Linked DNA regions of Homo sapiens: all the other regions are linked to region 5. A link is a loop called in an ENCODE intact Hi-C map of the cell type or tissue named here. Cell type or tissue: heart left ventricle. All regions are shown on one strand. Region 1 overlaps PEX14 (peroxisomal biogenesis factor 14). Region 2 overlaps CASZ1 (castor zinc finger 1). Region 3 overlaps CASZ1 (castor zinc finger 1). Region 4 overlaps CASZ1 (castor zinc finger 1). Region 5 has its middle 70 kb from the start of CASZ1. Region 6 overlaps PEX14 (peroxisomal biogenesis factor 14). Region 7 overlaps CASZ1 (castor zinc finger 1).

Evidence for each region. A loop is a pair of places that touch in the nucleus more often than their neighbours do. Peaks named below come from ENCODE experiments on the same cell type or tissue, not always from the same donor. Only the 100,000 strongest peaks of a DNase experiment are listed, where the experiment ranks them.
Region 1: a loop joins it to region 5, with 4 times the contacts of the local background. A loop is called at or near these places in 79 of 110 quality-filtered maps.
Region 2: a loop joins it to region 5, with 2.0 times the contacts of the local background. A loop is called at or near these places in 11 of 110 quality-filtered maps.
Region 3: it touches region 5 in a loop (4-fold over the local background); 52 of 110 quality-filtered maps call a loop at or near these places.
Region 4: it touches region 5 in a loop (2.7-fold over the local background); 54 of 110 quality-filtered maps call a loop at or near these places.
Region 6: a loop joins it to region 5, with 2.1 times the contacts of the local background. A loop is called at or near these places in 7 of 110 quality-filtered maps.
Region 7: it touches region 5 in a loop (2.5-fold over the local background); 8 of 110 quality-filtered maps call a loop at or near these places.

Annotation. Positions count from the first base shown.
Region 1 is chr1:10,492,671-10,496,670 of GRCh38, forward strand. PEX14 (peroxisomal biogenesis factor 14) reads left to right here. Exons shown (of 9, transcript NM_004565.3): 2 at 2,604-2,651. Among named protein-coding and RNA genes, the nearest start is that of PEX14, 20 kb to the left of the region's middle. RefSeq lists a silencer at 2,002-2,296 and an enhancer at 2,759-2,818. In heart left ventricle, CTCF peaks have their summits at 2,187 (motif pointing left) and 2,392; a DNase peak (open chromatin) is centred at 2,171; H3K4me3 peaks cover 893 bases; H3K27ac peaks cover 545 bases.
Region 2 is chr1:10,653,320-10,657,319 of GRCh38, forward strand. It overlaps CASZ1 (castor zinc finger 1), which reads right to left. Exons shown (of 21, transcript NM_001079843.3): 8 at 3,327-3,417; 9 at 2,330-2,494; 10 at 1,100-1,272; 11 at 58-899. Among named protein-coding and RNA genes, the nearest start is that of CASZ1, 140 kb to the right of the region's middle. RefSeq lists an enhancer at 1,887-2,544. In heart left ventricle, no CTCF peak of the experiment used is centred here; no DNase peak of the experiment used is centred here.
Region 3 is chr1:10,690,243-10,694,242 of GRCh38, forward strand. CASZ1 (castor zinc finger 1) reads right to left here. Exons shown (of 21, transcript NM_001079843.3): 4 at 3,632-3,670. The coding sequence starts at 3,647. Among named protein-coding and RNA genes, the nearest start is that of CASZ1, 100 kb to the right of the region's middle. RefSeq lists a silencer at 3,797-3,886. In heart left ventricle, a CTCF peak has its summit at 2,325 (motif pointing right); DNase peaks (open chromatin) are centred at 2,321 and 3,860; H3K4me3 peaks cover 1,567 bases; H3K27ac peaks cover 1,792 bases.
Region 4 is chr1:10,684,978-10,688,977 of GRCh38, forward strand. The region is part of intron 4 of CASZ1 (castor zinc finger 1); the gene reads right to left. Among named protein-coding and RNA genes, the nearest start is that of CASZ1, 110 kb to the right of the region's middle. RefSeq lists enhancers at 1,145-1,744, 1,745-2,345 and a silencer at 1,355-1,649. In heart left ventricle, a CTCF peak has its summit at 1,887 (motif pointing left); no DNase peak of the experiment used is centred here; H3K27ac peaks cover 4,000 bases.
Region 5 is chr1:10,864,835-10,868,834 of GRCh38, forward strand. No RefSeq gene overlaps it. Among named protein-coding and RNA genes, the nearest start is that of CASZ1, 70 kb to the left of the region's middle. RefSeq lists a silencer at 2,311-2,540 and an enhancer at 3,030-3,901. In heart left ventricle, CTCF peaks have their summits at 2,477 (motif pointing left) and 2,705; DNase peaks (open chromatin) are centred at 2,245 and 2,477; H3K4me3 peaks cover 970 bases; H3K27ac peaks cover 195 bases; H3K27me3 peaks cover 1,972 bases.
Region 6 is chr1:10,626,821-10,630,820 of GRCh38, forward strand. It overlaps PEX14 (peroxisomal biogenesis factor 14), which reads left to right. Exons shown (of 9, transcript NM_004565.3): 8 at 452-543; 9 at 2,711-3,938. The coding sequence ends at 3,167. Among named protein-coding and RNA genes, the nearest start is that of PEX14, 150 kb to the left of the region's middle. In heart left ventricle, no CTCF peak of the experiment used is centred here; DNase peaks (open chromatin) are centred at 2,071 and 3,491; H3K27ac peaks cover 256 bases.
Region 7 is chr1:10,640,448-10,644,447 of GRCh38, forward strand. It overlaps CASZ1 (castor zinc finger 1), which reads right to left. Exons shown (of 21, transcript NM_001079843.3): 19 at 2,713-2,864; 20 at 2,412-2,553. Among named protein-coding and RNA genes, the nearest start is that of CASZ1, 150 kb to the right of the region's middle. In heart left ventricle, no CTCF peak of the experiment used is centred here; no DNase peak of the experiment used is centred here; H3K27ac peaks cover 364 bases.

The DNA.
Region 1 (4,000 bases), 370 kb before region 5:
TAAATAATCCATTCAGCTGAGTTGTTGCCATTGTTCTGTTTTTTTGTTGCCCATTCATTCATTCAGCAAATTTCTATTGAAGGCCTCCTCTGTGCCTGGCACTGTCCTAGCCCCCAGGGATACAGTGATAAGCAAACACAGGCAGTTTCTGCACACGTGGAGTTTATAATCTGGTGAGAGAGACAGGCATCAGTCCGATAGTCACACAGATGTAAAGTTGCACATCTGCTCAGGTCCTTGAAGGAGAGGCAGGTGGTGTTACCTGAATGTGTCACAGGGAGATCTGACCTAGTCATGGATGTCAGAGAAGGAATGCTTCCCTGAGGAAGTGTCTTAGCTGGATCTGAAGGATGAACTAAAGGGAAGGAAGGGCATGTGCAAAGGCGCAGTGACAGAGAAAGCAAAGGCCAGTGCGTCTGTCAGGGGGCAGAAGTGGGCAATGTGGTGCCGCTTGAGACCTGAGGTGTAGTCAGAGTAGACGTGAGGCCTTGTAGGCCACGCTGAGGTTTTTCTGTCTTCTAAGAGCAAGGAGAAGCCCTTAAATTTGTTGTGTTTACTGGGGTGAGTGGGTGGACAAGGGATGGGACGAGCAGATTCTCCTTTGGAAATGATAGTCTGTTTGCATCCCAGAATATGAATTGGAAGAGCGCCAGCACTGATGAGAAAGCTGACGCAGTGGTCCAGGCAGGGGATTTTGGTAGCTTGGACTGAAGTGATGGCAGTAGAGATGGAGAAAAACGGATGGATTGTTTCCATGGACTTTTTAATTTTTTTTGAGACAGGGTCTGGCTCTGTCACCTGGGCTGGAGTGCAGTGGTGTGATCATGGTGTACTGCAGCCTTGAATTTACAGGCTCAAGGGATCCTTCTGCCCCAGCTTCCCAAATAGCTGGGAGTACAAGCGCACACCACCACACCTGGCCCATTTTTATATTTTTTGTAGAGACGAGGATTTGCCATGTTGCCCAGGCTGGTTTCAAACTCCTGGGCTCAAGCAATCCATCCTCCTGGGCCTCCCAAAGTGCTGGCATTTACACCACTCTTCCATGGATATTGAGGAAGGAGTATGGCAGACTTGATGTAATGAGTTAGCTCTGGGAGCGAGGGAGAAAGAGCTGTCTCAAGATGGCCTTTTGGATTCTAGTTTACATCATTTGGTGAAGTTTGTCCCATTCATGCCAAGAGGGAATGCTGGAAGAAGACATATGTGTCAGAGAGGACTGTGAGTCTGCTCCAGGGCAGCTTAACTCCAAGAAGAGGCAGGAAGGCAGTCGGATGTGTATCTCAGAGGGGTGTGGGCTGGAGCTCTAAAGGTTTGAAGTTACCAATGCCTGGAGCTTTGGGAGGACAGGAGGCAGGGAGGCAGGGGAAGCTTGCTCACATTCCCTGAGACGGACCCTCACTTTCTAGATCGTTTCCTGCTGGCTGACCTCTTGTCCTGGGGTGGTGAGGCTCTTGGGACAGGACTTCGGATGGAGGGATAGAGGCCTTCACCCAGCAGAGTGCTTGCCACTGTGCTGTGTGCCAGCTAATGTGGTAGTAGCTGGGCATGAGGAATTTTTGGGAACCCTCTGCAGACCGGGCCTCTGTCCTTTTCCAAGGCGGCCTGGCACTTCCATCTGATCTGTAATAGCCGGGAGAATGGAGGCTGCAGGCTGTCTCCTGGGACACACAGATTTTGCTGCACTTGTCTGGATATTAACTGTAGATAGATGGCAATTGGCCTGACCATCAGTCACAGTAAACTAATCATAGCTCACTTAGCAGCATACCTGCTTACTTTATTCTTTTGGAGATTTGTAAATTTCTTCAGAATCTGTCTCTACCTCTGCCTCTCCCTTTCTCTAAATTTTGGCCAGATCAGTCAAGGGTCGAAGGCGCCTGTGAGGGTGAGGTAGTGGCCCCAAGGAAGAGGAAACGGGCTAGAGCCAGGGCCTCGGCCACAGTGCTGCCTGCTCGCCTGGAGGTTGGTCTGCTTATATGCCAGCCTGTCACTAGCTTATTTCCAAGAAGGATTTAAGCCTGGGGCTTTCTTTACTATTGTGGGGTGGTGTCCTTAGTGGCAGGTGATGAATAGGAACCTGTGTAGTTTACTGGCTTCTGGGCTCCAGAAACTAGATGCCCAGAGAAAATCCTGAGCGTGGGCAGCTGGGGCCCCCTGGTGGTGGAATCTGGTTCTCCACTGCTGCGCGACTTTTCTTCCCAGTCCCCTGACGTTGGGGAGGTGGCAGAAAGAGGAGGTGTTGTGCTCTCTCTTCAGGCCTTTTCTCTGGACTCTACTCTTCCCGTGGATTTTGGGATGGTCCCCAGCCCTTGCTGCTCAGTAGGTGATCGTGGGCCTTCCTGAGCAGAACCAAGCCTTGTTCTTGGAGTGGTGTGACAAGTGAACCCAGAAACAGTCTTCATCTTCCCTGGTGAATTCAGACTCTTTGGGCTACTTTTTACAGGTAGTCCACTGCAAAATACTCTTGTGTCGTGAAAAACCAGTGAGAGATGTGAGAAAGAGGTGCCAGCGTGCATCGTTTGAGAACGGAACATCTTTGGTTTTTTGATGTCCATTGGGTGGCACTGTGATCTTATTTTTGTTTCCATTTTTCTCTGCAGCCAAGCTCTACTCCAGGAAGTGAAAATGTGCTGCCTCGAGAGCCGCTGGTAAGTACCCAAGATATGTGGTATCACTTTCTAGTAATTAAAATGCCACGCGAGTGAAAAGAAACCTTCTGTTCCTATGGTTCTGCGTCAGTAGTGTCCCTTTAAAAGTAGCTGTTACCTAGAGACTGCCTCTGTCAGTGACCTCTGACTTCTCTTCTCGCGTGTGGGGACGAGTGAGATCTCTCCTTAGTAAAGGCTGGTCCTTTCTAGGACTAAAAGCATCCACCCCAGATGGTCCTGCACCACTTTGTTTGTGGCTGATCAATAGTAATTAGTGAGATTCCTGCGCCCGTGGGAGGCTGAGGTGGAGTGAGGTGGCTGGGCTTCTAGATTGTTTGAAGTAGCCGCCCTCTGCTCTGCCCCTCAGGGTGCGAGCGCCTCAGTGGTCTTTAAAGAACAGGTAAGCGATGGAATTCTGGTTTTGCCTGGTCAGTAATTGTGTGATTGTCATTCCCAACGCTGTCTTCTTAGACTATGGATAGGGAAGAGGCCTATTAAGCACTGCAGGTAATTTTCTCTCCCAAGTGCTTTTCATTTGGTGGCCAGAGTCCCAGGCTGCCCACCCCATTTTCATTCTTTTTTGCTTTTCAGGGCCTGCTGTAAGTCCTCTTGGCTGGGTAGTAAGACTGGCTCTGTATAAACCAGATAAGTTTGATGGGAGAGCCAGCTCTAGGTTTAACTTTTCAGAGCTTTTTCTTCCTGCGTAGCGATAGCAGGCGTAGGGCTGTACTGCCAAGGCTTTGTTTCAGCAGGGCCTGTGGTTTCACCTGTTCTGCTTCACTCCCCTTCTGGCAGTCGCGGGAGGAGATGACGTGAGGGACTTAGCGGGTATGAACACGTCTGAATTCCAGTGTGTACGAAGGCTTTCCCAGGCTGAGGGCGAGTTGGATCCAGTTGAGCTGTCTGTAGAAAGGCCGAGGTGATACAAGCACTGCTGGGACTGTTTCAGGGGAGCAGTGTTGTCATTCATGTCACCTGCTGTTACGTCACCAGTTACGGGCTTATATCCCAGCACTCCCACGGTGGCCTCGTTTCACTCTTTTGGTATTGCCCAGTTCCTTCCTTGAGGTCATGGTGGTGGGAAAGCCCAGGAGGCCCCACCTTGCTAGTCTCTCCGGACGTCTGCCTGCTTCCCTGGGGCCTGCCTCAGTGCCCCTCAGGCCGAAGTTGTGGTTGTTTTAGACTGAAGTGCAGATTGAACACCATAGGCCGCTGCAGTCCTTTCCTTCCTCTCTCTTTTCAAATTTTGATGTACCCATTTAACTGGTCATCGGAGGAGTGGCCAGTCCATCTTTTGGGGCTTGATTCGACAAGCTCTTTGGGAGCCCTGAGCAGTTGGCCAGCTCACT
Region 2 (4,000 bases), 210 kb before region 5:
GGTGGCCACCCCAGTCCAGAAGGTGCCTGCTTTCTGGGCAGGACCCAGCCTGCTCACCTGGGTCAAAGGTGGCAGAGGGCTTGAGGGCAGCTGCAGCCAGCCTGGCCATCATGGGCGAGATGAGGCCCTTGCTTGCAGAGATCCTCTCCATGATGGAGGCGGGTGGTGCCGGGACAGAGGCGGCAGCCACGGGGGCTGAGTCTCCAGCTCCCGAGGCGACCAGCGTGGGTGTGTCAGGGGTGGCTGAGGCTGCTGACCCAGACGACACGGCACCCAGGAGGCTGGGGGTGCCCACAGGCAGGGAGGTGCTCCCACGGCCAGCCAGTATGGGGAAGTAGGGCGTGGGGGTGGGCAGGCCCGAGTTGGAGAGGGCCAGGGCCAGGGGGATTGAGCCAGGCAGGCCCTGGGGCAGCAGCCCCGAGATCTTGCTGTTGGGAGGTTTGGTGGCACTGGGCCCAGCCTCGGTGGCGGCAGTGGCGGCAGCCAGGGACGCAGAGGACTGCTGGCTGGTAGGGGAGGCGCTCAGGCTGGAGTTCTTGCTGCTCAGGGCGGAGAAGTCAACAAGGTCGTCGTTGCTGGACTCCTCGTGCTCCGTGTCCTTGGCGCCCAGCAGCGAGGGCGGCAGCCCCAGCGCGCCCGAGGAGCGGATGTGCCGGCGCTCATGCTTGCGCTTGTGAGAGGTCATCTGGCTGGTGGAGGTGAAGGTGAAGCCGCAGCCGGCGCGGATGCAGTGGAAGTGGTTGGTAGCCTTGCTGTACACGCAGCCCTCGTACTTGCACTCCTCGTACTTGTAGAACTTCTTGAAGCCGTCCTTGGCGTAGGCATCGTCCTTGATGTGGTAGCTCTTGTGCTTCTCGATGTCACACTTGTTCTTGAAAGTGAATGTGCAGCCGGGGCGCCTGGATGGGACATTGGGAGCCTGTCATGAGACCCAGAGGAGGCCCCACCCTGCTACACCATGGCCCTGGGAGGGACAGTCCCCCGGGTGGAAAACCCAGGCTGGACACCGAGGCAGGGGCCTGAGCCGTCCCACGAGCCTGGGTCCTTGCCTTCCCTCCCCGCTTCTGCCCACGAAGGCCCCCACCAGGCTCCCGCTTACCTGCAGTGGAAGTGCGTGGTCTTCTGTCCGTAGAACTGGCAGTCGGCTGTGCCACAGTCTTCGGTGGCTCGGAAGCGCTGGAAGCCGTCGTTAATGAGCTGGGTATTCTTCTTGTGGAAGTTCTCGTGGGTCATCACGTCAGACGTGCTCGTGTACACCTTGTTACAGCCCACCTGCACAGGACGGGATGGTGGTCAGGCGAACGGAGGCCAGGTGCTCCTGGGCCGAGGTCGACACCACTGTGTGTGGCTGGGGCCACTGACTTCCCTGCTCAGGGAAGCTTTGGCACCTCTGACTTCAAACTGGAGGCCTCGGGATGTTGATGTAGGAAGCAGAGTAGAAAGCCTCCAACAGCCCCTCAGGCCTCCACAGAGGGACCAAGTGCTGCTGGAGCCTGGCTCCGTCTGTGCTGAGGATCAGGGCATCTCCGGAGACTCAGGGCACTTTTTGGCCCAGGGGAGGGAGCTGCATCCTGCAGGAGTTGGATTTTGAGTTCCAATCCATGGCCCTACCTCTAAAACCCTCAGTGGGTGGACAGGGGCTGGACCCTGGAGGTCACCTTTAGCCCAGGGATTTGCTTAGTGGACAGTCCCTGGGCACGGGGCCCTCCCACCCCACCCCAGCTGGGCCAGGAAGGCAACGTTGCCATATTGAGTAAAAACCCGTGGAATCCGAACACTCTCGTAGGCTGGGCCGTGCCAGTGTCTGCACCATCTCAGAGCCCAGAGGGTGGCCCCCCTCTCCTCGTGGCCCAGGTTGTTCACAGAGGCCATAACAACTCCTGACAAATACCGGGGGAGGCATAGGGCTGCTATTTGCAACCCAAAGTCGCTCCTCCTGGCCCTGACACCTTGAAAAAGCCCAGACTCTGCGTGGCATTAAAACAAAGAATTAAACAAAAACCTCCTCAGGAATCATTTGCAATGCTGCTCTTGGTGTTAAAGCCTGAAAAATGTCCATCTGTATAAACAGCTCACTGAATTTCATCCACACCAAGTATGGCCATGGGGAAGGCCCCACCCTGGCCCACCAGACGCTGCCCAAGCCTGAACCCCCAGGACCCTCCTGGCTCGCTGGCCATCCCTGTGCTGGGCCAGGGGAAAGAGAGGCTCCTGATCAACTGGGGTCCCTGCCCATGGGGCAGCCCTGCCTCTGGGAGTGGGGGGCTCAGAGCCGGGAGGGCCTGGGCCAGTCCTGCAGCTGCCCAGTGGGCCCGGGTGCGGGAGGCACCTGCATGCAGTGATAGTGGGTGCTCTTCCCATTGAGGTGGCAGCCGTGGTAGTAGACGCTGCAGTCGTCCAGCGGGCTGAAACGCATGAAGCCGTGCTGCAGGGAGTTGTCGCGCTTCTTGTGCATGTTGTAGTGGCGGATCACGTCCTGCTTACTCGTGAACCTCTGCCAGGAGACAGCGCCACGTGGGCAGGAGCCTGAGCTCCCCCTCCGCCCTTCCTCCCATATGCCAAGAGCACCTGGGCCAGGTGCTGGCCTCAGGTCTCCCTAGAAAGAACCCTGCTTGGGGTCAAGGCAGCCCAGATTGTCCAAGGCCAGTGGCAGGCACATCAGCCCTTGGAGGGAACCATCCCAAAGGTTCTAGGACCATAGATTCTTCCCCGATGCTCCCCTAGGTGCCCAGTGGCCATCCCCAGGAGCACAGATGATGCATTGGGCCAGGCCTTGAGGGCAGGGGCTCTGATGCTGACAGCTCATCCCGCCCAGTGCACCTCTGGACTAAGGCAGGCTGGGATCCCTGGCAAGCCAGAGGGAGCCACCCCACGCAGGCTGCCCTGACTCTCCCCCCACTCACCAGCCCCGCGCTCACTGGCGGGCAGCCTTGGGCACAGTGGCACTCTGGCTGAGCCACAATTTTATCATCTTTAAGATGGGGCAGTAATGCTAACCTTCTAAGGCCACTGCAAAGAGTCAATTAGGCAAGGCTCATAGGCTGGCTGGCATGGCCCTGGGCACGTGGGAGGCTCTCAGTCAAAGGGGACTGGAATGATCACCACTGGGAGGTCACTGGCCCCCAATCGTAGGAGCTGCTCTGTCGGCAGGAATCGGGGAATGTGGGCAGGCTGGTGGTTTTGCGGGCCCTCTACCTGCTCAAGTCAAGTTTGGGTGGTGCAACTAGAACTAACCCCCCCCACTGCCGTCCCCGCCTGCCGACTTCTAAGCGCCTCCATGCTGTGCTGGTGGCGGAGAGGCGGAGCCCATCTGGCTGTGGCCGTACCTGGTAGTTACACTCAGGGTCAAGGCAGTGGTAGTGCTCGCGGTACTGGTAGGCACAGTGGATGTGGCCACAGTGCTGGCTGCCCGAGAACCTGGAGGGAGGAGGGGTGGGGTCAGGGCCCTGCTGTGGGTGACAGTCCCAGCCCCAGCCCCAGCCCCAGCCCCAGGGAGGACTCTTCGGGCCCTGTATGGGATGCAGAGGGGAGGTGAAGTTGCAGAGGCCCAGGCAAGTGACTGGGCCTGGCGGGAATCCCAGGCCCATTGAGGCAAAGAGGCCTGGCCCCAAGAAAGGGGCAGGACAACACTGAGGTGGCCAAAAGTCAAAGTAGGGGGAGACAGATGGGGCCCGAGCCCTGGGATGGAAGGGAAGGCAGGCGCCCCCTCGGCTGCCCACCTGTCTTTTCTGCAGGGGCTACCTGCCCCACTCCCAGCCCGCCCAGTTCTGGCCAGGTGCAGAGACCCTGGCTGGGCCAGCCGGGCTCTGATGCTGAGAGGTGTTAAAGGGCTCTCTCTGTCCTGGGCTTTTCCTGACACTTGAAACAGTGCAGAGCTATGAATTTTTAAAGCACAGCATCTGTTTGGCTTCCTACAGCAACGAGCTCACTCTCCAGCCGCCGCCGCCACCGCCAGGAACCTGTGCTGCCTCCCAGGAAACCCGTCCTCCTCCAGGCCCCA
Region 3 (4,000 bases), 170 kb before region 5:
CACTTGGCAAGGCTCTGGCCTTGACCTGGCAGCTCATGGAAGGTCTGATCTGAAGGTGGTTGACACTCAGGGCAGGGGCCTGAGCAGCACACACTGGGGCTGGGTTGGGGATGCCAAGCTCTTTGCTCTCTCAGCTTAGACACCGTCTAGAAGAAGTCTGCGGCCTACCTCAAGACAGTATGCTCTCAAAGCATGGGGCTACTGAGAATCAGGAAAATGAGCCAGCCTGGCCCAGCTTCTGATCCCACGCTTCCTGGCCTCCCCACAGTTGAGGCCTGGGCTGTCTGCGATGGGGGATCTGCTGGCAATGCAAGGGGGTCCTGGCCTGGAGCCCCAGAAGGAGAAAGAAACCGGCCGGGCTTCCTCCCATTGACCCGCCTCGACGACAAGGCTGCAGCCACAGCGACACATGGGCAGCACTGTCCCTCACCGGCACCCCCTGCAGTCCGTGGCCATCCCTTTAAAGTTGCCCTCTTGCCTCTTTGGCCCTTGACCTTGTAGAGCCTATCTTGGCTCCTCCGCGCCTTGGACAGCCCCACCCCTTTGTCTCAAGAAGAGAAGGGGCAACTATCATCAGATCCCCACGAGTCAAGGGCGAACGCCTGCTCAGAGCTCCACCCGTGCTTCACCGCCATTTTCACCCTGGCTTCTAGCTGTGTTCAGGGCCTGGGAATCAGCCTGGTGGGACCTAACCCTGGGAGCTTCCCAACTGCAGGATGGATGTACCTGTGTCTGAAAGCTTCCTCCCATCTCCCCTCCCCCCTTCCCGCTCCCTCCCCCAGGGAAATCACTCTAAAAGGGCCTAATGGAACTATGTCCTCCTCTCTTCCTCTCTCCCCTCCCTCCCTCCCTCCCTCTCTTTCCTTTTTTTTTTATTAGCATTTGTGGAATTTATTCCCAAACTCTCCTAATCTTCCGTACACAACCATTTGATTTGCATAACCCAACCCCCTCTCATAAAAACTGGCTGCTAGTTTAATTAAAAAATGTAAATTTGCTGTCATCTCGGGGCCTGGTGAATTAGGACGACATCGGCATTTTTTATTGCTAAAGACGTCCAGATTGATCCAGCCCTTGGCTGAACTATGGTGGGGGAAAGGGGGTCCACATGGCCCCTGAGGGTCCTGAGGTCCTTCTGTCCCCTCCTGAGAAGGCTTGGCTCTCCCACCACTGACTTCCTCATGGCTGAAGGCCTTCAGGACCTAGATGTGTCCGGGGCCGCGGGGATGTTAACCTACGATCAGGGAGGCATGGTGGGTCCATGATGCCAGCAGCCCTTCGAGGCCTGCGCCCCTGGCCTTGGACTATGTCAGAGAGGCCCTCGGCTGAAGCTGCCCACGCTGCCCCAGAGGAAGGGACCCTCACTTCACCAGCCACGAGCCCCGGCCAGAGACGAGGCCCATGGCCCCAGCTGTATGCCGTGTGCACTATGAAGTTGAGGGAGCTGTTCCCAGCTCCTGAAGATGAGCATGGAGTCAGCCCAGGGACCAGCTCAGAGGGGATCTCAGCGTCCTCATCTGCTTCCCTTTTTTGGTGAAGTGGGGGGAAGACTGCTTTTCTTCTGAAGTTCTGAGATTATAAGTGAAACTTCCAAGTTCAAAGAAGAGACTGAGATGGTATCACCAGATGACTCCTCCAGGAAACAGTCAGAACTCTGCCACCCTGGGCCTCCCCTCTGAGTGGCCAGAGTCCAGGCCTGAGTCCCACTGGGAGTGCTCTACTCCAGCTACAGGAGGAAGCAGCTGACCTCAGGGTCCCTTCTAGCTTCTAGGAAAAGTTTCCAGAGCCTGTCCCTGGAGTGCTGGGAGAAGTCAGTCTCCCTAAGGCCCAGGAGAGAAGCCACAAGAGGCTCTGCCACCTGCCTCCTACCAGGGCTGGGAGGCCCTCGCTCCAGTCAGGACACCCTAGAGAAGGGCTTTGGAGTACTGTCCCCACGACAGACTTGGAGGGACTGGTTGGTGGATGGCAGGAGGATGGACGCTGGCTCCAGCTGGCACCCAGGTTAGGAGGAGGCCGACCAGAGGGCCTGCCTTCCAGCTCTGCAATGCCTGGGTCCTGTGTGCTGGCCCACAAGCAGAGGCTCTCCTGCCCCAGGTAAGGGGTGGTGCATTGCCACCAGGCCCATCTCTGAGGTCTGCTTCTTGGCTGGGATGGGTGGGGGCCCCATTTCCGAAGAAAGGGGGTGGGGCCTGAGAGGGAGGTGATGAGACACCGACTGGAGGTGGGGGCAGGCAGGTTCTCTGTGGGAGTGGAGGGCAGGGAGGGGCAGGGTGGCAGCCTTGGCCTTAGACACCTTTACCACTTTGCCCAGCAGGGGGTGTCACACCCTTCCCGGGCGCAGAGGTCCCCAGGCCCTCCACGTCAGACCAGCCAAGATCACACCTGGTGTCACACAGTCCTCAAACTCTGCAAATGACACCTCCCCCCAACAAACACAGGCCCTTCTTCACCGGCCACCGTGCCACCCATCCTCATCCCCTCAGGGCTGCCTCCGGTCTCTCTGCCCACTGACCTTTAGAAGGTCAGATATCAGCTCATGGGTCCCAAGGGCCGATGCTGTGAACTTGGGCCTATTATAAACAACAACGCTAACAGCCACCAGTATCACCTATCCCATCAATGAACCAGGAGAGTTCAGAGATCAGTCTCAATGAATGATCGGGCTGCTTGTTTCTTTTAAAACATTTAAGAAGACAGCTGCTTTTGTCAACCTAGCACGTGAGGGTCCTGGTCAAAATTTGGTTTCAATAGCCAGGGCCCATGGGAAGCCCGCAAGAGCTGAAGGCAAAAACACTGGAAAGAATTAGATTAAACCCAAGAAAACACCAAAATATCAGGATAAACTGCCCCAGGTGAGCACCAGGCCTCCTGGAGCCCCCGGCCTTGTCCCACAGGAGGCCCCCAAACCCAGATGCCTACGTTGAGTAGTCTGTCTGGTCCATCACCACCCCTAGGGTGGGGGCTAAAGAGGCAGGTGGGAGACAGTCCGGGGCCCCTCACTTTGAACTGATAACAGCCACCTCATCCCACAGATTCTCAGGTGAAAAATACTCATTAGCCATAATAAGCAGCTTGATCATCCGACACAGCCTTGTCCCAAATAAATTAAATTCCTTTACCTTGAGACAGTCGCCCCGAAACCAGACTAACCACCTTTCCCAACAGGACGCTGCTTTCAAAAACTAAACCACCCCCCACTAAAAAAATAAAAACACACACCCCAGAGCCAGACACACAAAGATCTTTGCAGAGAACAAAAAAAAAAAAAAAAAAAAAAAAAAGGCACACACACAGAAAAAAAACACGAAGCCATACAAAAAACACGGAGAACAAAAACCCCACAAAAACCCCCTAAATCCTCTCTCTGGGTGCCCCCCAGCTCCTGCTCCTCTCGGTTCTTTCATAATGACAAGCATCACATTAGTCACAGCCTCTAAGCAAGTGGCAAATAACAACAACAACAGCCTCAGAAGTCGCCGATCCCGAGGCCGGGACGCCGGGAGGCAGCCGCCCGACCCTCCCGGCCCCCACCCGGCCCCGCCGCCACCTCATTGGGCTAAAAATAAGAACTTCCGTAAAAGAAGCGAAAGAAAAGTGAAAGAGCCGCCCCTGCGTTCCCACCGGCCGGTACCTGTTCCAAGATCCATTCTCTTCTCCTTGGTCCCAAACTCTTCGCAGAACGCCACCAGGGGAAGACCGGGAGAGAAGAAACACGGGGTTAGCGTCTCGCGGGACCCCGGCCGCCCGCCCTGCTTGTCCCCCGCCCCGCAGGAGCGGCCCGTCCCGGGCGGGCGCCGAGGCCGCGGCGGAGAAACTTTCTCCTCCGCGCCGCCCGCTTCTCACGCTCGGCCCCGCACGCGCCCGCGGGTCCGCGCCGCCTGAGTTTCTCCAACTAAGGCAGCAACTCTCGGCCGGCGCGGCCCCGGCTTGGGGGCCCTGGCCGGGGGATCCGCGAGGCCCAGGGGCGCCCCCGTCCCGCCGACCGCGCCCCGCGCCCGGG
Region 4 (4,000 bases), 180 kb before region 5:
AGGTCGGGAGCCTCCTGGAATGGAGCTGTCTTGCCTGAAACCCTTGCATTTATCAGATGAGCATGGCCTCCCTGCCAGGCCCCCTGGTATAATCCTTTCATTAATTTACTATTACATTGGAAATTACTCCTTACCCAGGAATATAAGTTTTCATCTTATTTTAAGTTAGATTCTTAAAGCAATTACCAAGGCATCTGGCAATGACTTCACCACTGCGGCCGGGCCCTGCAGGGGAGAAGGGCGGCCCTGAAGCTGCACAGGCCCTAGAGGGGAGTCTGGGGAGAACTGGGAGGGAAGTGGGGGGCACACTGTCATCTCTGATATTTGCCGTTTATGGAAAAACTCCTTTCCAGTGCCACCTGCCCCATGAACCCGCTGGTGACAGTTGCTGAAAAACCTCGGCAGCTGGGGCCTCGGTAGCGTGTTCTATTTTTAATTGTTTGATCAGAATATTCACTCATCTAGGCCCATTCCCAAGACGCATTTCCCAGCCAAAGGGTTCCCCCATTTCTCACACCTTCCTCCCTCTCTCTCTCATCAGAAATCAACTTTGAAATTAATAATCAGAGACACAGACCTGGGTGAGTTTGTCAGGGAGCATGGCACTGGAGAGAAGGGAGGCTCCTCCCCAACCCGGGAGCCCTCAGAGTGGCCTCCGCTGTTTTCTCTCTGAGCCACTGATCCTCAGCCCCCGGGCACGAAGCTGGCCCCGCATGGCCTGCAATTGCCACGCCTGCCTGAGCCCCACCCTTCCTGGCAACAGGAAGACCCCAGCCTCCCCCTGTCCACTCCAGTCAGCCCACTGCCTCTGCTTCTTCAAAAACCTCGAGGGCAGGGCAGAGGGGCTGGGGATACCCAGGAAGCTCCTGGGAAGGACAGGGAGGGGACGCTGGGAGAGAGGCACGTGCCCCTGGACTCAGAGGAGCCGGAAAGAGGCTGACTTTCATTTCAGCTTCCATTTACCAGAGGAAGGGAGCCCACAGGGGCAGCTGCTGGCCTGTCCCCCAGCCAGCAAGTCACACAAACCAGCTCCAGCTGGTGTCACTGGGGCCTGAGGTAGACCATGCTGCTGGGAAGAGGCTACTGGGGCCAACCTGACCCCGTGGCCCCCACCTGACCCCTTCCCAGGAAGGGCCCCCCACCCAGCACGGGGGCCTGTGGGCGCCTGGCCGTCCTCTCCTCTCCTTACATGCCCTTGGCCGAACCACTGTACTCTTCCCTCTCAAGGTCACAGGGCCGTCCACACCAGGAATATTTACTCACTGGACTGGCCCTGTTAGCAGCACTCACCACAAATATGCTTTCTGATAAAGTTGGCAGAAAAAAAATTCTAGAGCTCAAACCAATGTCAGAAATCATCCCCCGCCCCTACCAAGGGAGCACGAGGTGGGGCCTGGAAACAGGTCACACACCAACTATGGGGCAGCCCTGGGGGGGCTTGTATCACGCCCCCTCTCACCTTTCTCCTTCCTGTTTTACCTGGGACAGCCTGTTGCCCAGGGGACCAAGGGCTGGGGACAGTTCTAAGCCGAGGACTGGGTCTTGGGGACACTCGGGCCTCTGGAAGACAAGGCGGGTAGGGTGTCACCTGGGCTTCCCCCCAGGCCGTCTCAGCTCACTGCGCCCCTCCCCGCCACCCTCTCTTGGTGCACAGGGGCTCTGCATGTTTTTATTACCTGTTTGACTCACCGCCTTATTGCTTCTCCCCTTAATGGGGCCGTAACCGTGGAAACGAGGAATAAACGGCCACCAGAAAATGAGATGATTAAACAGGTCACCCTGGCAAACAAACTCAGCCAAGGAACCTCTGGGGGTGGGGACGCTAGGCTGCCCCTCCCCCACCCGTGGCCAGAAGGCCTGGACCAGGTCCTGACCACATTGCCCCACACCTAAAAGGATGGGGGGCAGATGCCGTGGGGCACCCCCTGCCGGGCAGTGGAGAGCCGGGTCATCCTTTTGCGAGGCAGCCCGGCTTCCTGTGGCCTTGGGTTCCCAGGCTGAAGGGGTGACAGACAGGGAGGCACTGGGCTAGAGGGCGGTGAGGATCACAGCTGCAGGGAAGAGGCACTTCCCGGTGACAAAACTTCCAGGAGTCTCTCCCAACAGGCCTCTGGGACGCCTCCTGCTCTCCCGCTGCACTAGGGTCCCCCCATCTAAAGCTCTGCCCGGCTCCTCCAGTCCCCCATTCTCACACAGCGCAGTCCCTCCCAAGGCCCCCTTAGATCACTGAAAGAGCCCCATAAGAAAAGGCCAGGCGACCTTTGGGAACACCTGGTCTCTGGAAACACAACATGTGTCCGTTTCCCAGCTCCTGCCTTCTCCTCCAAAGCCAGGCAGTGCCCCAGCCTCAGCCAGGTGGCATCAAGAGACAGCCCTCTTGGCTTTAGGAAGGGTGTCAGCAGGTGAGTGATTACAGCACCAGCAGGGCCCAGAAGGGCCAGAGGAGACCCCAGAGTCAGGCCTGTGGGACATTCTAAGAGCAGATGCCCCGGCCAGGAGTGGCCCACATACCACGCCCGGGGCAGAGGCCTGAAGCCCTGGCGCCTGGCTGGCCCTCAGTATGGGTGTATCCCTGTCTTTCTGGCCTCACTCCCTGCCCTGGGTTTGTCTAGCTGGAGGGATCCCGGAAGCGGGGAAGAGAATGAGAGAGGGCAGACATGCAGTGGTGAGGTCTGCTCAGGAGGAGAGAGAAAGGGGAGAGGGAGATGGGCAAGGGAGGAAGTGGAGAAGGGCCCAGATCACCCTCTGGCTGCAGCCATCCTGTCCCCACTGGGCAGCAGACTGACGTCCCAGTCCCAGGCCATGGTCATGGTTAGGAGTTACTGTGGGTCCCATTCAACCATCAACACTCCTGTCTTTATCCTTAGGGCTTCCCTGCCCCTTTCACGTCATCCCAAATCCCAGCCTCGCTCCTTCCTGTAAACCAGGCTCTAGAAAGCTCTCAAGGAGCTAAAACCCAGGTCCCAAGGGAATTGGCCAACATTTCCTGCCTTCCTCCTTCTGCCCCCACTAAGAAGCCGGGGAGGCACTTGGGGAAGAGGCACATCAATCAATCAGTTCCACCAGCACTTACAGCAGGAAGGCGTGAGCCCCGGCCCGTACCAGGCCCGGGGAGGAGGTGGCAGTACACCAGCTACCATCTAATGGTCACCATTAGGAGCAGCCGTGGCAGAGGAAAACAAGGGCCCTGGCCTCCTGGGGATCAGGGCACATGAGTCCGAGTGCTGGGTCCTGGCACAGCAACGTCACAGGTCTACCCGGAGCCCCAGAACAGCAGGCTCGCAGCCAGCAGCTTCTCTATCTTTTTCCAGGGCCAACGGGGTGTGAGGCTGGAAAGGTTGCATGGGGCAAGAAAGGTAGCAGGGAGGGCCCGGCTTTAGGGAGCTGGGTGGCCTGGATGAAAAAGACAGAAAAACGTGGTTGCAAAATGGGAAGCAAGAGTTCTGCTCTTGGAGGGAGGGGGAGGACAAGGCGCAGAGAGAAGGGGCTGGCTAGGAGTCTAGAAAGCATGGTGGCGGAGGGAGGTCCCTTAAGGCCACTCTTTCACAAAGCTGCATGGTCCCTGGCTCCTGGCTCCTCGGCCTGGTGGGACAGCAGACCGCTCCTCTCCCTCCACTAGGCAGACGCTGCCAACACAGGGGCCCGGGCAGTCCTCATTTCCGTCCCTCTTGCTGCAGGAGAGCCTCCCATGCCTCCTGGGTTTCAGGCCTCGCCTCCCACATGGGTGTCTTACATCCTGCTGAGTCGAGGGTGTCAGGGTGCTGTTCTGTGGCCAGGCAGCCAGAGGGGTGTGCGCTAGACCACCAAGCTGCTGCCCTGCACAGGTGGTCCCGGCGAGGCTGCCCCTCCTCTTTTGCACACTGGGGCTGCCCGCCCTCCTCCTGCTCCCAGCTTCTCCCTACTCATTGTACCCTGGCCCAGCTACCCCAGAACAGCTGCTGCTTGCCGTGGGGACCCACGGGCGGTAATTACTACAGTGCAACTTCCTTCCCCCTCTGAA
Region 5 (4,000 bases):
CCCTACACAAAGGCCCCCAGTGTCCGCTCCAGGAGGGGACAAGGACCCCAGCCCTCAGCCAGAGCTGCCCGCTGCCTCAACACCCATGTGGCATCCTCTCTGAGCTGGAGGTGCAAAGCCAAGATGATTTAATTTATCGAAAGGACAAGGATGTCGTGTAGCAGATTTAATCATCGGAGAGTTTAAAAAAAAAATAAGGACCGGGCTAATGTCGTAATTTACATTTCAGGATAATAAAGAGAGAAAGACAGAAAAGGAAGGGGCCTGTAGCCTGCAAGGGGAGCAGGGAGGGGAGAAGGACCAGGGGGCCGAGGGAGCCCAATAGATTTGCCTGAAACACCAATAAATTTAAAAACAAACCCAGAAAGCTAAAGACAGCCCCTGGAAAGTGCTGGGAAAATGGACCATCGATTTTAGACTTGATCTGCATTTCGTATTTTAATAATGCTCTCTCTGTCTTTCCTTTTCTCTCTCTCCCTCTCTCCCTCTCTCTCTCTTTTGCAAAATATAAAAGCTGATCTGATAAATATTAATTTGAACCATCATAATGTATTTGAAAATTCCAGCTAAAATGTCACCACATGGAACATTAATGTAATATTTCAAGGCCCTGAGAGCAATACTCATATTGATTGCATTTATTTCACTCTAGGGAGGAGAGATAATTCTTCAATGTGGGACACATCTGGGAGCCAAGGAGGCAGAGGCTGAGGGGAGAAATGCGAAATTATATATGGTCATAAAAAATACAAAACAGAAAATCCTCCCCAAAACTCTCTCCTCACCCATGGTGCCCCGCACCCAAACTTGCCATTTTCATTTCCCAGAGTAGCCTGGGGCCCGCGGGAAAGGCAGAAGCCCAGGGCCCTCCGGGACCGCGGTTGCGGGATTGAGAGCGGAGCAGCCTCTCCCAGGGCCCCACTGTGTAAGCCTGCCTTGGCCAGGACAGACAGACAGACAGACAGACAGACAGACAGACAGACAGAGGGGCTGCCCACTGGAGCCTCCAGCTCGCTGGGTGAAAGTTTGTGAATGCCCAAGAGCTGTGAGGTCCTGGGAATGGGGAGAGAAGAAGGAAAGGAGGGGAGGGGAGAGAAGAGAGGAGAGGAGACAGCTGAGAGAAAAAGGAAAGAAAGAAAAGAAGAGGAAAGATACCAGGACCCAAGGGAGAGGAGGGGAGAGGAAAGGAGAGAGGCAAGCAGGAGTGAGGGAGAGAGAGGGGAGAGGAACGGAACAAGGAGAGAGAGAGTGAGAAGGAGAGAGGGGACATGAATCAGGAGAGAAGGAGGAAGGAAGAGTGAGCCGGGAGGGGAGAGGACAGGAGAGGCGGAGGCGGGGTGGGGGGCTCGGGCTGGGCCGTCTGGAGTCCCAGCTCCTCTCACTGTCATTAAGGATATTGATGTGCTCAGGCGTCAATGAGTCTTTGTACAAGTGAAAGGAAATCCGATGCTTGTGACCCTGAGCCCACGCCCTCCACCTGCCCCCCAACCTGCCCCCCCACCTGCCCCCCCACCAGCCCCGGCCCTGGAGCTGAGGGCTGGGAGGCCGAGGGACCAAGCCCCCCACCAGGGGCTGAGCTGCTCAGACTCCAGGATCCCAAGTTTCCCCAGCCCAGCGCCCCGTGCAGGAGTGGGGAGGGGGGGCACCTTGAACCTGACCCTTCTGATGTCCAGTGCCCAGGGCCCCAGAGCTTACTGGCTGCTGTAACCAGAAGAAGGCTGGGCAGGAACCCCATCTCAGGGCCTCAGCCCGCAGCAGGGTCTCCCCAAGACCCTCCTCCTTGCTTCTCAGGATGTGTGTAGGTTTTGGGGTGCTGACTTTTACAGCACCTTTAGAAGGCCAGGGGCCGGGCAGAGAGAAACTCCAGTGGCCCAGGGACTGGCCAAGGTCAGGCCCCTCTTTGCCAGTAGTGTCTCTGCACAAACGTCACCTCCCTGGCCATCCGAACAGCCCCAGCCGAGTTTTATTTTCTGCAGAGCGCTCGCCTGGAATTATCTTCCTTGTCTGTTTACATGCTTTGGATCGGCATCCCACCCCCGCAACCTTTGAATGTAAGTTTGAGAACGATGGGGCCGCGCCTACCTTGCTCCCCATCACATCCCCCGCCCCTCACGCTGAGCCAATGCTCCCTCTGCCCCAGCTGACTCGATGGAGGACGGACAGACGGACGCTGCAGCCTCCGCCCTCCGCTCGGCCAGCCCCCCGCCTGAGCCCGCTTCGAGGCCGGGTGACCCAGCCTCGCCCCCACCCCGGGACCCCTCCCAACCCCCGCCGCCCCCGCAGCCGCTCGAGGCTGCGCGCCCCCGCCTCCCCGGATCCGTCACTCGCGGAGCTGCCACAATATTGTGAAGGCTCCGCGCTCCCGCTCCGCGGCGCAGCCCGCAGCCCGCGCGGGGGCCGTGAGGGAGGCGCGGGCGGGCGGGCGCCGGCGATGAATAATGCATGACCAAGGCGCCCCCTACCGGCGGCCGCGGGCGGCGCGGGGACGGCCCCGCCGCGCCCGAACCCGGCCGGACCCAGGACCCGCACGTGTCCCTGCCCACCCGGGAGGGAGCTCCTGCCTCTATCCCCGCCTCAACCCCGACCCGGCCAGGCCCTCCTCCCCCACCCTCCACGTCAGGGGAGCAGCCTCCTACTCACGCCAAGACCGAGGAATGAGTTTGGGGAGGCGGGGGAGGCTGCACAGAGCCCAAGCCAGAGCCCCTTCTTGTGCTCCCGGGTTCGCGGTGCAGTGGGGACCAGGACCCCCCCATTCCGTCTCACCCTCACCCCAGGGCTTCTGGACCAGGACTTGCAGCCTCAGAGAAGGACAGGCTCGGAAGGACAGAGCAGAGAAGGAGATTTCATTCGTTTATAAAAATGAGTACAAACAATTTCATAAGAGTTTCCAAGTTTCTGCAGAATATTTACAACGTTGAGATATGAAGGCTTTTTTTTTTAAGTTCAAATGAAATACGGGAAAGCCCACTGTGTATAGATGGGTCTGTGTGGTTTTAGAATAAGGGTCCGGGAAGTGTCTTCCTGGGGTCTTCTTGGTGGGAGGATTGGATCTTCTTGGCTGCAGACGATCTGCTTGGGTGGTAGAGGACACGGTGGGGGGAGCGATGACCAAGAGCAGGCCCCCGCCGGGCTTGGAGTGTCCCCTAAGATGCCTGTGTTCTCTGGGGATCAGCCTGCACGCAGTCGCCTGTTCTTCAAGCCTGCCAGTCCTGCTAACAGGCAGGTAATGAGGAGAGCAGAGGCCTCTTTCAGGCAGCTGCTTTAGCTCCCAATCACGCAGGCCCCTGGGGAGCTGGGCCAGCCTCTCGGCCTCATGGCCTCTCCTCACTGAGAACAGATTCTAATGACACCCCCCTTCCATCCCCCGTGGTTCCTGCTGTGCCCTGACTCCCTGCCCAGCCTTAATAAGCCAGAAGGCAGAAACAACCATCACAGGGGCTGGGGACCCAGGGCCATTTGTTGAGCATCTGCTGAGATGCTGGCTCGTGTTGAGATCTCTCGTCCCAGCAACACTCCACACATTCAGATTGCAAGCCCCATATTACAGATGAGGAAAGCAAGGCCCAGAGAGGTGCGGCCATGGGCCAAAGATCACACAGCTGCTCAGAGATGAGCCAAGAGGCGTGGAGCTGGGCAGAGGAACTCCATCCCCCCACCCAGACGCTGCTTTGTGTCCCGGACCCCATGTCCAGGAGATCAGATTCAAACCTTGCGCTGGGCTACAAGCCCTCCCCATTGGAGCAGCAGTTGGTCTGCGTCACTAAAAATGAGTTGCAAACTCAATTGCCCTGGGCCTAGACTGGCAAGGCAAATGCATGAAGTGGGCCACACATGCAAACACGTGGTTCCCACAAGAGTTTCCCAAATCGTTTGGCTCTTAAGGAAACAACGGTTTAAGGTGATGATATCTGACAACCATTAGCAACCTTTGCCCTGGAATCTTGCTCCTTCAGGCGAGGCCTGGATTCCAGCCCCTATGTGCCTTTTGCTTGGCTCTGTT
Region 6 (4,000 bases), 240 kb before region 5:
AAGTAAGATGTAGTTCTGTGAAGTTTATTTGGAAAACAGTGTTACCTTCAAAGGGGAAAGGTGTGCATGGAAGGATGGGGTTTGTCAGAGATGGTGGCTGTTTCCTCTTTCCACCCCGGACCATCTTAAATCCCAGACATCATCCCACTTCATACCGCACCCGCACGCCTCCGCATGTCTCTAAAAGACGCCCACGATACCATTATGTCACCTAAAAACACGTAATGATTCCTTACGTCATCAGATGTCCAAACAGAGCTGTGGGAATGTTTAAGGATGTTGTCATCCAGAGACGTGGCAGGCAGTGGGCAGTGGCAGAACCTTCCCCCGGGTTCCCCAGAACAGACCCAGAAGGCCCCACCTGCTGCCCCCACCCAGGTCCTCCTGCAGCCGCAGGCCCCGCCCGTGCCGCAAGGCGCCCGCCCTGAGCCTCCCTGTGCTCTGCTTTCAGGCCACCACATCCACCAACTGGATCCTGGAGTCCCAGAATATCAACGAACTCAAGTCCGAAATTAACTCCTTGAAAGGGCTTCTTTTAAATCGGTAGGAGGGAGGAATGGGGACCCTGTTCTGGTCGGGCCTGGAAAGGAGGACTGGGAGCTCTGGGGCATGGGAGGGGCATGACGCCCACCCCCACCCCCAAGGACCCCATCTGTCTGGGCGACTCAGGCACTGAGTCTGGGGCCTTTTGAGCTTCTCTCTTCATTCCCCAGTTGACACCCTCTCCACTCCAGAGGTGACGGTCTGTGGCACACAAGTTTTGAAATACAGTTCCCAGGCCTGTGAAGACCTGGTCAGGGACAGCTTGAGCCAAAAAGCAGGGCCCTTGGAGCAGAGGAGAACTTCCTGGTTTGGCTCCTCCTTCCTGAGCTCCAGGTGACCACTCAGTGACAGCTTTGTCCCAGGGAAAGCCCCTGCGGGAGAGTCTTTGTGTTTTGTACTTGGAAGGGTTCCACAACTGAAGACGTGGGCAGAAGCAGGCCCTGCCCCCCGGCTTCTTGGTTGTCCCCCTGTTGTCCCTCTGTAGCGACAGCACATTGTCACCAATGCAGCCTCAGAGGTAGGGTGACCAACTTGTCCTGCTTTGCCTGGGACTGTCCTGGTTTTATTTATTTTTATTTTTATTTTTTTTTGAGATGGAGTCTCGCTCTGTTGCCCAGGCTGCAGTGCAGTGGCACGATCTCGGCTCACTGCAACCTCTGCCTCCCGGGTTCACGCCATTCTCCTGCCTCAGCCTCCCGAGTAGCTGGGATTACAGGCGCCCGCCACCACTCCCGGCTAATTTTTGTATTTTTAGTAGAGGTGGGATTTTGCTATGTTGGCCAGGCTGGTCTTGAATTCCCGACCTCAGGTCATCTGCCCATGGCCTCCCAAAGTGCTGGGATTACAGGTGTGAGCCACTGTGCCTGGACTGTTCTGGTTTTTTAAAACTGAAAGTCCAGTGTCCAGGAGCCACTCTGTCCTGGGAGCCGCAACTGTGGGCCATCCTCCTGGGCTGATGCCCTAGTGGGCCTTGCATGGGGTGTCCTTGTTTCCCTGCTGGGCTGGATTTGTTGGGAGCTGGGTGAGTGGGAGGGTGCAGGTGGGCTTTTCACTAGGGTCCAGGATGGGGTGCAGAGGGGTCTTGCGGCTCCAGCCAGAAGACCCCATTTTCCAAGCCACCCAACTTCCCGGTTTTCCCTGAGGAAAAGAACATGTCCTGGAAAGAGATGTGGCGCTGGCAGAGGCCAGAGCATTGTCATTAGGAGACAGCCTCCATTTTCCCTAACCGAGACCAGTGCCTTGGAGGCTGGGGATGGAGGCCAGGCCATCGGGTGACCGTGGGGGCCAAGAAAACTGCACATGGAATTTCTTGTTAGCGTTTAGGATGCTGGTGAATAAAGCAGGCCGTGGTGTGTGCCCCACTCAAGTGGGGTCTGTGGTGGGAGAGTTGTGTCTAAGGCCCCTGCTGGGGGACAGCCCTGCGGGCAGGGCTTTGTCCTCTTGGCTCAGGCAGAGATGGGCCTGCCTGTTGGAGAGCTCTGTCTCTGAGCCGTTGCCAAGTGGACCTGACCTCCCAGGTCCCTCCTGGAATTGGCTTTGGTTTGGGCTGGCTGCTGGCCCAGGAACGGAGTACGGAGCAGAAGGGAGAGCTGCCTCTTCTGCGTTGAAAGTGTTGAGCTCAGAAGTTTTCTAGCAAAGGGCATAACCACCGCCCTTTTGGTTCTGATGTGTCTGACCCCCTGCCAGTGGCCAGGGCTCCCTGCCTCCACCTTTTGCTCAGGCCATAGACAAATGAGGACTGTGGCTCAGGTGTCTGGAGTCCCCAGTCATAGCCCTTTTGGACTCCTCACCAACCTGTCTCTCTCCTGGCCACTGGGTTGGAGGCAGGGATGGTGCTGAGGATCAGAAGGAAGCAGGCTCCCGCATGGCAGGCAGGCCCCACTTGGCTTCCAGCAGCTGCCCAGGCAGATGGGCCTTGCCCAGGGTGGGGGCCCGGGGGGACCCTGGGCTGTCTGTGGGGGCACAGGACCCGCTTGGCATCTATCTCAGCTGTAGGATCTTTGCTCCTGAAAGGAGGGGTGGAAGGGCTCCATCCTGTCCCTTGCCCAGTGTCCCTGGGGGAGCAGCTCACCATCGCCGAGCCCTTGCGGGTCAGGGAAGGCGTGGCCCTTCGAAGGGGGGCGTCCTGAATGCCGCCACCAACCTCCTCCCCTTCTTCTCCCTCTAGGAGGCAGTTCCCTCCATCCCCATCAGCCCCGAAGATCCCCTCCTGGCAGATCCCAGTCAAGTCACCGTCACCCTCCAGCCCTGCGGCCGTGAACCACCACAGCAGCAGCGACATCTCACCTGTCAGCAACGAGTCCACGTCGTCCTCGCCTGGGAAGGAGGGCCACAGCCCCGAGGGCTCCACGGTCACCTACCACTTGCTGGGCCCCCAGGAGGAAGGCGAGGGGGTGGTGGACGTCAAGGGCCAGGTGCGGATGGAGGTGCAAGGCGAGGAGGAGAAGAGGGAGGACAAGGAGGACGAGGAGGATGAGGAGGATGATGATGTGAGCCATGTGGACGAGGAGGACTGCCTGGGGGTGCAGAGGGAGGACCGCCGGGGCGGGGATGGGCAGATCAACGAGCAGGTGGAGAAGCTGCGGCGGCCCGAGGGCGCCAGCAACGAGAGTGAGCGGGACTAGGGCTGCGCCTGCTGCCTCCAGCCCTGAGGATGGCATCTAGTGTGCCCGTGCGTGGCCATACCCTGCCTCCCTCTCTGGCCCTGGGAGGGCAGCTTGGAGCCCAGGTAGGGGGCAGAGCTGTCCTCAGCTGCACTGCGGCCTGGTGGCAGTGTGGGGAGTCACACTTCTGTCCACCTGGCCTCCTCTCGCCTGGCCGCCAGCCCCAGCCCCAGCCCCAGCCCCAGGCCCAGCTGCCTTTGGCTTTGATCTCAAGTCAGGCTGAAGGCAGCGAAGCCTCGGGGCCCAAGCCCCTCCCCAGCCCCCTCTCCCGGACAGACGCCTTGCCCAGGGTGTGTTTGCTGAGTGTCTTGACTACCGTGACACCACGCATGGCCAGAGCTAGCGTCCCTACTGCCTCCCGACTCCTCAGTGGAGGAGGAGCTGCGGTCCCTCTGGTGTCTGCCATCCCCCTCCCTCCCTGGGCCCGGCCCTGGACCCGTCAGGTGCCTGTCCCCAGCCCCAACCCCACTCATGCCCCGTCGTCCTCCCAGACAAATGAAACCACGCTGCGCTTCCGATGCCCCCGCTTGCCGTGTAATGGTTCAGCTAATCCCATGGCGAGATGGGGGCTCACTCCGGAGGAGGAGCCAGGCAGCAGGGCCTTCCTGACCAACAGCCAGCTCTGTCCTTCCCCCCAGGAAACACATGTTCATTTGTGTGATCATGTATAGACCTCAGAACGGAAGATAGGACTGTATATAATTGTAATAAATACCAGTTGCCACTATTTAATTTCTGCCTGTGGCTCCCTGTCTGCTCATGGCACCCTGGGCCCGGGGGTTCGTCTCAGCGCA
Region 7 (4,000 bases), 220 kb before region 5:
GCCAAGACGCCAGCTATAGCTGCCTCTAATGAGGGACAGGCCGGCTCCTTTCCCGCCGGCTACCCGGCTTCCCTGGCTGCGCCTGTCTGCACAGGGGGAGCTGCCTACTCACAGTAGGGGTGCCAAGTGCCCCAGGGCTGTGCGGGGCTGCAACTCCCTGCCCTAAGGAGCACCTTGTCCTTGGTACCAGAAGGTTCTTTAAGGTCTTGTTGGGGTTTTCTACCCCAAGGGCTGGGAGAGGGCAGCCCTGATGGAGGACCAGGACTCAGGGAGCTCAATGCCTCTGCCCTCTGCTCAGAGTCGTAATTTACCTGGGTCAGGACCAGGGCAGGGGCTCAGCCATGGGGAGCGGAGCCCATTTATGTCCAGCTGGCCCAGACTGCTTCCTGGGATTTAGGATGCCCCCCTGCCAAGGCCAGGGTTGTAACCCTTTCTGGGAGGTACCTGTGCCCCTATGGCCATGGGTGAGGGGAAGCCCCAGCTCCTGCCAGAGGCACAGGCAGCTAGTCCTGGCTCCCCACGCCACCCTCCACAAACAAGAGAAGCTCTCTGACCAGCCCCACCAGAGCGTGGGTAGCCTCTGGGCTCCTCCCACACGGCTGACCTGCCTGGCTCCCCCAGAGCCTGCTTAGAAGGCCCAGCAGTCACTCTAGCCACCAAATGTCTGCCCTGCCCATTTCAGGCCAGGCCCCATAGGCCACCCGGAGTGGACAAAAACGGAGAGAGACTAAGGGCTGTGACGGTGTAGGGGCACCCAGGCAGGGGGCAAGGGATGGCCTCAGGCCCAAAACCTGGTGGGTGAGGAGCGGCTTTGGGTCTGAAGTCACAGGGTCTGGTTATGCCAGAGTGGAGCTTCCAACAGCCGGAAGTCCCTGAGGAGGGGGAGGCTCGGCCCTGCCCTGGCCATAACTCCTGGGGCCTGTACTCAGGCAGCACGTGAGGCAAGAATTAGCAGAGGAGTCCGAGCCCGGGTGGTGTCTACGCTCAAGGGAGGGGGCGGGCAGATGCCATCCCGGTGGGTATCAGATATGGGGGTGGGATGGGAGGTGCCTCTGCCCCTGAGCACTGCCGGGGCCTGAGTCCACAGAGACTTCCCTTACTGCTCAGCTTTGGGCGTGGCCCGGGGCTCAGGCTGGAATCTGGACCCTCTGAACCTGGGCAGGTCCCAGACCCCAGCAGACCTTCCCGAAAGCCTCCTCTATCTCTCCCTAGTGCCAGATCCCAGGGGGACTCCTCAGAGTAGAAGGGACAGGTCCTGCCTTGCCCCAGGCCGAGGAAGGCAGACCCTACAGGGCCTCCGGCAGGATCAGCCATCTCTGGGACTCTGAGCAGTTGTGAACAAGGGAGAATCCCTGGCAGCAGTGCTCTGGCCTGCCCAGCACTGAGCAGGAGCCACGAGGAGTTGTCCCTGGGATGGAGACCACGCTCTCTAGTCTCGGGGATGCTTGGCTGTGAGGGGTGCAGAGTGGCCCCGTCCTTGGCCTGGCTGGCTGCAGAAAAGGGTCAGGCCCCGGAGCGTGGCCTGGAGGGTGGGTTGGGGTGATGGACAGCGGTGAGAAGGCATGTGCGCGTTACCTGCAGCATCCTGAACTAGGGGGACGTCACTTTTTACTGGAGTTGGAGTGGCAGTGACGGGCGGGAAGCTGGGCGGGCTGCAGGTGGGATGGGCCAGGCCCCGGCCGGCTCCGAGAGTGGCACTGAGCAGAGAGTATGAGAGACAGGACGGAGAGAAGAGGCAGGGGAGGGGGGGGAGGGGCGGCCGGAGCGTGGCCGGCGAGAAGGATGGAGTCGCTGGCGGCTGCGGGGCCGTGCGGGCAGCCTCATCACCAGCGGCCGCAGGAGGAGGAAGAGGAGGAGGAGGAGGAGCCGGGCAGCCTGGAGAGGGTGGAGAAAAGCAGAAAAAAAAAAAAAAAAAGAAACCAAAACAAAGAACAAACAAACAGAAAGAACCAAAATGAGAAACCCGATGGCAGAAGCAGGTATGGCATGAAAATGTGTGCACGGATGAGCAGAGAGAGGGACACAAGAAGAAGGGGCAGGAGGAGAGAGAGGCGGGGCAGTGCCAGGGGTCACGTGGGCAGGTGTGCCGGGCAGGACCGGCGCTGGGCCCAGGCCGGGTGGGAGGCAGCGGAGGAAGGAGGCTGGGGCTGCGCTGCTCCCGCTGTGGCTCAGAGAGGACGGGCCCAGGGTCCTCTCCCGGAAACTGACGCAAAGGGCAGTGCCAGGGAGGCGGGAGGATGGCGGGAGGGGCCTCGATGACCCAGTCCCACAGACCAGCTGGCTCTGCTGCACGCCAGCCTGTCCTCCTCGGAGGCCGCGTGCCCCGGACCTTCTGTCCCAAGCTGCACCCAGCGGTGCTGGGCTTTGGGAGTGGGGCCTGGCCCTGCCAGCAGCCCCTGCCTGCCGCTCACCTGCCGCGGTGCTCTCGTTACCCACGGGGGTGCTGGAGCAGCTCCGGTCCATGGTGGATGACTCAGAGGACATGGCGCCTGGGCTGCAGCCAGTGTAGTCCATGCACTCATCTGTCTCAGCATCCATCAGGCCTGGGGGGCCCTGAAAGGACACGGGGGTCCCTGAGGAAGTGGGGCTGTGGGGTATGCTGCCCACAGAGGGCAGGCTGAGGCTCCATGCAGCACAGGCCTGAGAGTGAGCGTGGGACCATGATGCGTTCCCGCCACCCTGGCTGGGCTCTCACCTGGGGGGGGCTCTCACCTGGGAGGGGGGCACGCGGTCGAAGTTCTTCCCCAGCATCCTCCGCATGTGCTTCCGCGCGTGGGAGGTCATCTGGTGCTTGAGGAGGAAGGAGAACTGGCAGCCCTCCCGGATGCAGTGGAAGTGGCTGTTCACCTGGTTGTACTTGCAACCTGTGGACACAGCCCCACCTGGCATGAGCCCCCAGCTGGCCAGCGCTCATGGCTTCCAGGTCCTGTTGGGCACTGTTCTGGGCATGGGGGCAGTGTGGTCAGTAAGGCAGATGGTATCTGGGGAAAGGGCGCTGAGCCGAGGTGGCAGTCTTAGGAGGAAGGTCAGGAAGTCCAAAGCCCCCTGGCTGTCCAAACCCTGGGCCTCCTCTCCAGCCTGGCAGAGGCGAGTGACAATGCTGGGCAGGCCCCCATCCCCTGGCTCACACACAGGGAGGTGCACAGTTCCAAGGCAAGGGACCCTCATGGTCCCTGCACACTGGGCCAGCTACCTCCCAGGAAGCCACCTGTCCCCACATCTCTGCTGGGGAGCCCGGGGTGCTGTCTGCCCCTCTGCCCAGGCCCCAGCACCCACGGGGCCTCGCTCTGGGCCGAGAACAAACAGAGCAGGCGGGACTGAAACAGCATCATGGGGCAGGTGAGGGCCTGTCCGCTGCCATGGCGCCCAGGCCGGCCAGGTGTCTTCTGTCATCCCCCAGCTTTGTTTGGCCCCAACTATCGCCAAAAACACCACAAGTTGAGTAAATAATAGCAACTGCAGAATACCCTGACATCTGTAAACTGAGCCCAGGGACAGCACAGGCCGCAAGTGTTGACGCTTATTGGCATGGCTACCAGTCCTCTCCCTGGCCGAGAACTCCTTTTTGAATTCATACTTGAAGGCAAGGTTTGTTTCCTTTTTCTGGCAGTTGACTTTGAGGATGTCACCTTTCACTTTTGGAAGGACCAGAATGCAGCAGCCCCCACCCCTGCTGCCCTGACCACCAGGCCACAACGGGCCTTGCCTGCAGCCCAGGGGCCTCTGCTGGGCGGCCTGGCTCCCGCCTGCCCGTGGGTTCTGGTCTCTTCCTAGGGAGAGTCCTGCCTCATCAGCAGGCTGTGAACAGGGGCCAGGGGCTCAGCTCCCAGCAGCACGGCTACCTCTCAGGCATCAGTGGCCTCCCTTCCCAAAGCCACAGCACCCCTTCCTGGGTTCCGGGTCACGGGTGCTCCAGCTGAGCCCATGGAGAACTTGACCGTTCCCCATTAGATCTGAGTCGCCACCACTGTCACCACCCCCACCCCTGTGACAGCACCCA